Regions from separate parts of the Homo sapiens genome. Here region 1 is linked to region 2. A link is an interaction called in ENCODE POLR2A ChIA-PET data of the cell type or tissue named here. Cell type or tissue: A673. All regions are shown on one strand. Each heading gives the region's core, and the rest is flanking DNA. Links, peaks and the distances in the headings are about the cores only.

The links. ChIA-PET counts read pairs that join two places held together with the same protein. Peaks named below come from ENCODE experiments on the same cell type or tissue, not always from the same donor. Only the 100,000 strongest peaks of a DNase experiment are listed, where the experiment ranks them.
Region 1: POLR2A ChIA-PET joins it to region 2 with 5 read pairs; 12 of 35 experiments call an interaction of 5 or more read pairs at or near these places.

What each region holds. Positions count from the first base shown.
Region 1 is chr15:98,599,241-98,603,773 of GRCh38, forward strand. No RefSeq gene overlaps it. Among named protein-coding and RNA genes, the nearest start is that of IGF1R, 47 kb to the right of the region's middle. RefSeq lists enhancers at 751-1,251, 1,252-1,752, 1,375-1,524. In A673, for the core only: no CTCF peak of the experiment used is centred there; no DNase peak of the experiment used is centred there.
Region 2 is chr15:98,651,730-98,655,966 of GRCh38, forward strand. The region is part of intron 1 of IGF1R (insulin like growth factor 1 receptor); the gene reads left to right. Among named protein-coding and RNA genes, the nearest start is that of IRAIN, 3.1 kb to the left of the region's middle. In A673, for the core only: no CTCF peak of the experiment used is centred there; a DNase peak (open chromatin) is centred at 2,132; H3K4me3 peaks cover 438 bases.

The DNA.
Region 1 (4,533 bases), core at 216-4,215, 52 kb before region 2:
CACAGAGCCAGCAAGGGGTAGAGCCAGGATTCAAACCCAGGTCATCTGGCTGCACGCCCCAGCCTGAATTGCTGTAGATGCAGTTCTGCAAACCCATTCCTGGGAAAGAATGCTTTATTTTTAGGTGATAAAGACAAGCCATCTACTTCTGCAAAATCTTACATTTTAAATTTGAAATTCAAAGTTAGCAAAGCTCCAAATCAGAACCTACTGAACTCAAATCCAAGCTCAGAAGATGTGACTTCCAGCAAATTACTTAACATCATTGAAGGCTGAAAAAATACCTGTCTCCAAGAGATGATGTGCGGAAATTCTCTGGCTCCTGGTAGGCATGGAACTAATGATCACTAAGTGCGTTTAATGTCCTTGCTAGAGTAAAGAAAGCACTGGGCAAAGCTCATGGCTCCTAGTAGGTCCTCCGTGTCTGTTTTCTCCTTCTCCCTTCTTCCGTCTTTCATACACGTCGGGAGAAGAGTGTGGATATTATGTCCACATCATTGAGATAAAAGATATTTATCAACAAACAATTGCAGTTGCAACGGGAAAGCAAGACAAGAGCATGGGATCCATGGTTTGTGTGAATGCAGATAGCAGGGATGCGATAGCATACATATGGCAAATATTATGTGCCTAAAAGCTGGAGAGCTGCAAAACAGACCATTCCTATTTATAGTGAGAATAGACAGCCCGCAGGCTTTGCCACCACGTGTTCCTCTTGCTGCTCAGGATGAATGGGGGCTTCAGACCAAGTCCCAAGTTTTTAGTTAACAATCCACACCAAGTTTTAGATATAACATTTCCAGGGCCCCTATGTCATGAACTAAATATGTGAGGTTCAAAAAACTGGAATGGAATTTAATTTGCAGTGGGATCAGGACCTTTTGCGAGTAGCTGATGACCTAGGGTGGATGTAACGCATACACATGTGCAGGAGAGAGCTTTAAGCACCAGGGCAGAGCTGAGGCCTTCTTAAAAAAAAATGGTAAATACAATTCTGAGAAAAATCAGGCCCCTGTATTTCTTGAGCTGGAGAGAATTGGGCATACAGGTATGTTTACAAAGACTGAGCTCGCGGAAGAGGTTTTAAAAGACCAAAAAAAAGTCTCAATGGGAAAAGATACCTTCTGCCCTGCCTCCGCCACCTCCTGCTCCTCCTCCTCTCTCTCTCAGCTCATGCGCATGTACACACACACATACACACACACACACACACGCACACTTACACACACTGCACTGACGCACACATACACACACTGCACTGGCAAGGATCCCATCCCCAAGGCTCCTCGCTCCGGAGGGTGGTCACTCCCCAAAGAATGTGCTCTTTGGGGTTCCCCTGCGAGGGAGCCTGCAGCCCTCTCTCCTGGCCCTGCCTGCTCTCTGTCGGTTGCTTTCACTCTCACTTTCTCTTCCTGGAAGCCGTTTCCTGATTTACACTGATAGCCTGAAATCCTATGAATTCAAAGCTGCCACACTGTGTTCATAGCAAACATATAATATATTATTTAGTTCGTTTTCAATTACAAAGATATTTCCTTGAAAACAATCATTCACAGGAACTTGGCCATGTTTTAAATATGGGAAATAACAAAGTGGCCAAGGAAAGCCTTAGTAAACACGCAGGGAGAGCACACCAATCAGTCTTCTTATAGACATTTTTGTTTCCTTACAAAAACTTGAACCTTCATAACTTTTCACAGTAGAACACTGAAAGCCAAGAGACACAAATCATTCTAAAATAGTGAGTTAGCCATACAAAATTACAGAAAAGTCTAGATAAGTTGAATCGTTGGTTTCACTTTTTCCTTTCAAAACACCTTATTGTTAAGAAAGTAAGGCCAAAAAAAAGGAAGAAAGTTAAAAAGCCAAATTGGAAAACAATGGGAAAAAATATTTGAAGGACCTTTTTTTTTTTTTTTTTTTTTGAGATGGAGTTTCTCTCTGTCCCCCAGGCTGGAGTGCAGTGGTGCAATCTCAGCTCACTGCAACCTCCACCTCCCGGATTCAAGCAATTCTCCTGCCTCAGCCTCCCAAGTAGCTGGGACCACAGGTGTGCACCACCATGCCTGGCTAATTTTTTTGTATTTTTACTAGATACGGGCTTTCACCATGTTGGCTAGGCTGGTCTCGAACTCCTGACCTCAAGTGATCCACCCACCTTGGCCTCCCAAAGTACTGGGATTACAGGCGTGAGCTACCACGCCCAGCCAGATCCTATGTTTGATAAGGGACTAACATCCAGAATACATAAAGAATTCTTTCTTTCTGTTTCCCGGCCCCACCAAGGCAGAGTCTCTCTCTGTCTCCCAGGCTGGAGTGCAGTGGCACAGTCACGGCTCACTGCAGCCTGGACCTCCTGGGCTCAAGCGATTCTCCAACTTCAGCCTCTCAAGTAACTGGGACTACAGGCATGTGCCACCAAGCCTGCCTAATTTTTATATTGTTTGTAGAGACAAGGTTTCACCATGTTGCCCAGTCTGGTCTCAAAATCCTGGGCTCAAGAGATCCCCCTGCCTTGGCCTCTCAAAGTGCTGGGATTACAGATGTAAGCCACTACACCCAGCAGGAATTCATATAGCTCAATAACAAAAAAAAAAGACAAATAACCCAATTGTAAAATAAGCAAAAGATTTGATTAGATATTTCCCCAAAGAAGGTATACAATGACCAATAAGCACAAGAAAAGATGCTTTGCATCAGGAGTCCCCAAGCCTGGGCAGTGGACTGGTACCAGTCCATGTGGCCTGTTAGGAACCCAGCTGCACGGCAGGAGGTGAGAGTCGGGCCAGTGAGCATTACTGCCTGAGCTCTGCCTCCTGTCAGATCAGCTGCAGCGTGAGATTCTCATAAGAGCATGAACCCTTTTGTGAACTGACATGCGAGGGATCTAGGTTGCACACTCTTTATGAGAATCTAATGCCTGATGATCTGAGATGGAACAATTTCATCCCGAAGCCATGCTGCTCCCTCCACACCACATCTGTGGAAAAACTGTCTTCCATGAAACTGGTCCCTGGTGGCAAAAAGGTTGGGGACCACTGCTCCACATCATTAGCCATCAGGGAAGTGCAAGTCAAAACCACAGTGAGATGCCACTTCACATCTTCTAAGATGGCAATAATAAAAATGACAGATGAAAGCAAGTAGTAGTAAGAATGTGGAGAAATTGGAACCCTCATATGCTGCCGGCGGAAATGTAAAATAGTCCAGCCACTGTGGAAAACAGTGTCACAGTTTCTCAAAATGTTAGACACAGAGTAGCCATATGACCTGGCAGTTCCACTCCTAGGTGTTTACCTAAGAGAAATGAAATCTGGCCAGGCGTGGTGGCTCACGCCTATAATCCCAGCACTTTGGGAAGCCAAGGTGGGCAGATCACCTGAGGTCAGGAGTTTGAGACCAGGCTGGCCAACATGGTGAGACCCTGTCTCTACTAAAAATACAAAAATCAGCTGGGTGTGGTGGCACATGCCTGTAATCCCAGCTACTTGGGAGACTGAGGCAGAAGAATTGTTTGAACCCAGGAGGTGGAGGTTGCAGTGAGCCAAGATGGTGGCATTGCACTCCAGACTGAGCAACAGAGTGAGACTCCATCTCAAAAAAAAAAAAAAAAAAGAGAGAGAAATGAAATCTACATCCACAAAAGCTTATACATAAATGTTCGTAGCAGCGTTATTTATAATAGTAAAAAAGTGGAAACAACTAAAGTGTTTATCAACTATGAATAGATAAAATGTGGTATATCCATGTAATGTAATATTATTCAGCCATAAAAAGGAATGAAGTGCTGATATATACTACAGTGTGGATAAATCTGGAGAACAGTATCCTAAGTGAAAAAAACCGTGAATAAAATAGCACATATTATATGATTCTGTTTATATAAAATGTCTAGAATAGGCACATCTATAAAGATAGAAAGTAGATTAATGTTTCTCTAAGACTAGGGGTGGTGAAGACGGTAGGGAATGACTGCTAAAAGGTTTGGGGTTTATTTTTGGGGTGATGAAAATGTTCTAAACTTAGGCTGGGTGCAGTGGTTCACACCTATAATCCCAGCAGTTTGGGAGGCTGAGGCGGGTGGATCGCTTGAGGCCAGGAGTTCCAAACAAGCTTTGGCAACATAGTGAGATCCTATCTCTACAAAAAAAAGAAAAAAAAAAAACCATAAAAATGAGCTGGCCATGGTAGCACGTACCTGTAGTCCTAGCTGCTCTGGAGGCTGAGGCTGGAGGACCGCTTGAGCCCAGGAGTTCAAAGCCGTCGTGAGCTAGGATCAAGCCACTGCACTCCAGCCTGGGTGACAGAGCAAGACCTTGTCTCTAAAAAAAAAAGAAAGAAAGAAAAGAAAAATCTATGCTTTAAAATTAGATCATGGCGGATGATTGCATAACTCTATGAATATAGAACACCACTGAATTTAACACTTTAAATGGGTGAATTTTATGGTATGTGAATTATATCTCAGTAAATATATTTGAAATATAAAATTAGTACATAGTTAACATCTCTGTAACTCTGTGCTAAACACCT
Region 2 (4,237 bases), core at 1-4,000:
TTTTACTCCATGATACCAAAGCTTCCCCCCAGGATCCCTTTACAGTGGTTAGTTCCTGGAAACCTGATGGGTGGTCAGAAGGCACCCCAAATCTCGATTATGGTTTGCTGAAGTCTTGACTGACTCAGTACCTGCCCCTCCCTCCATCTCTGAAATGTGGAGAATTAAAAGCTATGCCTGTGAACGGGCGTTCAGTTTTTAGCCGGGAAGGTGCTAGACCACTTAACTCTGATAGAAATAAGCTGCTGAGCCCTATCAGGGAGGGCGTTCTTTCAGCTGTTGTCTGGTGGAGAAATAAAGACAGGGTGTTGGTTCAGTTGCAGGTATTTTGCTGGCGTATTGAGAGATTAGAGTTTCCTCTTTGAGTGTGATGGCAGTAGAAAGAGTGTTGTTTATCTTAGAAAACTTAGTTTCTGAAGCAGAGGCAGTCATATGGATGTGTTTGTTTTGTATCACCATAATGTGAACAGAGCATCTAAATGAAGGCGGTTCGGAGGTTCTGAGTGATAGCCAGATAATCTGAGGGCTATTTTGTTTTTAAAAAGTCAGCATGCACTTTAAATTTATTGTACCCATCTCCTTAAAAGGATTCAGTCATCTTTCTACCCCAGGCATCCTGTTGTCACAGAAATGTAGGTATGTGAAATGTTGGTGTTTAAAGAAGTTAGTGTTTTATTACCAGAAGGAGAACCCAGAAAAAGAACTTCTGAAAGAACCTAAACAGCAAATTATAGTTTAGATCCTCTGGAGAGACATAGCAAGCAAATGGTGTTTTGTGGAAGGGTGGGGTTTGTGTCAGGATTTGAAATGTAAAAGGTCATAATGTTTGATTTGTCGAAAAAGATTAGAAAAGTTCAACTCTAAGAAATATGCTAAGGTTGAATAGATGAAGCTTAAAAATATCACAAAAAGTGAAAGAAGTCAGTCACAAAAGACCACATATCGTATGATCCGGTTTATGTGAAATGTCTAGAATAAACAAATCCATAGAGGCAGAAGGTAGATGAGTGGTTGCCAGGGGCTGGGGGCGGATGGAATGGGGAGTGACTGCTGGTGGGCACAGGGTTTCTTTTTGGGGTGATGAAAATTGTTCTAAAATTAGTTTGTGGCGATGGCTGCATAGCTCTAAATATACTTAAAACCATTGGATTATGTACTTTAAATCGGGGACTTTAATGGTATGTGAATTATATCTCAATAAACCCTTTTTTTTTTTTTTAAAGAAATGTGATCAGGTTGAAAATAACTTGTTATGCTACCTTAAATTACGTTAAAATTATTACATACATTTGACAGGCTGATGTCTCTCTCTCTTTTCATTTATGAGTTTTTCAGATCCGTGAGTTGCAGCAATACAACAAACTGATAATTGAAGCTTAGCAACAGGGATTCAATCCCGCAGTAGAAATGGGCAAGCAGGAGAAAAAGAATCTTGGTTCTATGTAGCTTCAGTTAGGGATTGAGGAGCTGGATTTAAAAAACACAAATGCTGGTGGAGGGCAGATTTTTGACAATAGAAACCTCAGCTGAATCTGAAATGATGGTTTTTTTCAGGATAGAGTTTAGGAGCTGAGTCTGAAGGGCTGTTTGTATTTCCAGTTTTATTATGTTTTCCAACAAAGAAAGACATTGCTGTTTTAAGATGTTTTAAACACTCATTTTTTGATATGCCACATTGACCACAAGTGGTAGTAAGGACTGAGGATGAACAGAACAGTTCATTTTAATGCAGTATTGTTGTTTCTTTTCTTTGCAGTTTTATTTTATTTCTTACATAGTTCCAGGGTCTGAGCAGGAGAAAGAATCTTTAGGATGCAGTAGTTTTAGGATACACTGTTTCAAGTATACAGTGATTTTTATAAAATTAAAATTCCTTACAGAACGAAAGGTTTTAAAATGTGGCAAAGGCATTTTTGTTTTGAAACTGTGTGCATTTATCCAGATTTACCCTGGCCTTTCAATAGGAAAAGACCTAGAGAATAATTGTTGTTTACATTTGCTTTTGGTCTTTGTCTAAGGCTTAGTTTACTAATAAAAATGTTTCCTGCCCTTCCTATTGTTGCAAGATCAGGGCAGTAATGAAAATCAACTGTATCATTTTCACTTGTTGCCTTAGAGTTTTTGCCAAGAGGAACCCTCAAGGGACGGTGGTTTCCTTTTAAATCTGGTTTCATTTGTTTTGTAAGAATGTGCTGTAAGAAGCAACTGAATCCAGCCTGCACTTATTGTGCACCTACTGTATGAAAGCTGACCTTGTGCTACTCAGTGCATGAACCTGCAGAGTCTTGCATGAAACCACCTTTCTTGAAATTCAGATTTTTTTTCAGACTCAGTATAGGGTGCAGTTTTCAAGTAGACAGTAGTTAGCATTTTAAAGGTTCTTTTAAAAATATTTCTGTAGACTTAGGACTCTAGTGTTGTTCATCAGAAGCCTTTACCCTATACCTTTTTTGCCTCATTGGTGCTTTCCGTTATATTGGGATGTCACTGTAGACTGTGACATACAGGTGATGTTAACCCATCTTGACTGGCGGCACTGTCTTCTTTATAACATTGGATATGGCAATTGTGATTTACAAACTGCAGTGTTGTAGTTGCCTTTTTCCAAAAATTAGGAGTCACAGGTGTGTACATGAACGTTGCATAGCATGTTTTGAGTTGTAAGAAAGATGGAACTTATTTCAGAAGTTTTCTGGATTACATATTGCTTAGTTAGCTTTCTAGAAATCAGGAAGCATTCATAATTTCAGGGCATTTTATAATTTGTAAATAACTTGGTGTTTTTAAAAGCGTGAGGGAGTAAGAGTGAGGAGACAAATCCTGAAAGTTTTTGTTTTTTAATTGTAAAGCATACAAGATACATTTCTTTATAGGTTGTGATTTTCCCCAATTTGTTTTCAAAACTCATTTAAAAATCAGACCTAGTTCATGGAAGAGGTATTTGCGCCTGTGGGCGAACTTGATTTGAACTGCTTTTCTTAGCCAGCTTAGGACAGGTGCTGAGTCCAGGGGATGAGCTCTTCTCAATTGTACTAAATATATAATAGTTGCACACATGTTACGGATATAGTTTCTTGATTTCCAGTCTGAGATGTTCTGAAGGAAAATTCTGAACACTTTAGAGACAACAAAGTGCCTAATGAGTGATGCACTCTGATCCCTCCTGGAAAATGGTGTTTGGCATCAGCTTAGCAAGAGGAGGTTTTCCAGTTATTTGTAAAGATGTGATGTGGCTTTAAGTGGGGATGGGGGAGGGTAGCAGCCCCAGTGTTTGTGGACATTGAGACCTGTTGACATTTGGGAAGCATAACTGAGTTCCACTATTTGAAAAGATTAAAACTTTGATATATGTACACATCCCCTCATGCCTGCACCCCCATCCCCGAGGGTCTGGAAAAGAATTGATTTGTTCTGAGGAAGGAACATATATTTGGAATATAAAATGGTTAGTAAACAAAGGATCTTTAAAACAAGTTAGATTGTTATCTCAAGAGAAGCATACTTCCTCGGCATGATGTTTTCTTTTGTTAAATTGCTTTGGTTTTATTTGACTCAAAGTATTAACAATACCTTTGATTTTGAGACTTTTGGACTTTTGAAGACTAAGTTTTTAAATGGTCAATTTTACTCGTTTGAAAGTCCCAGATACCATTTTTGAAGATTTCTCTCCCTTTTTTTCCACTGATGCCGGCTTTACTTATGTTTTATTTTCAAATCTTAAGGAAAAACTGATATTTCCTTACTTGAACTGAGAAATAGTCGTTTTCCCTCCCTCTTTTCTTCCACAGTAAATACATGTTGAGTACTTACTGGATGCAGTTCTTTAGGTTTAGAAATTATTTGATACTGTAAAATGTCTTACCATAAGTTTTTAAAGATACCCGTCAAACTATAGATGTTACTGCCATGTTTATTAAAAAAAAAAATAAAACGAAACAAACTAGTAAGCAAGCTTAAAATTTTTCTTTTTCCTGCCCTGGACTACAGATTTTTTTTTCTTTTTTTTTTTTGAGACAGGGTCTCTGGTCACCTAGGCTGGAATGCAGTGGTGTGATCACGGCTTGATTCTGCCTTGACCTCCCAGGCTCCAGTGATCCTCCCAAGTAGGTGGGACTACAGGCACACACCACCATGCCTGGCTAATTTTTTGTATTTTTAGTACAGACGAGGTTTTGCTATGTTGCTCAGGTTGGACTCAAGCGATCCACTCACCTCGGCCTCCCGGAGGGCTGGGATC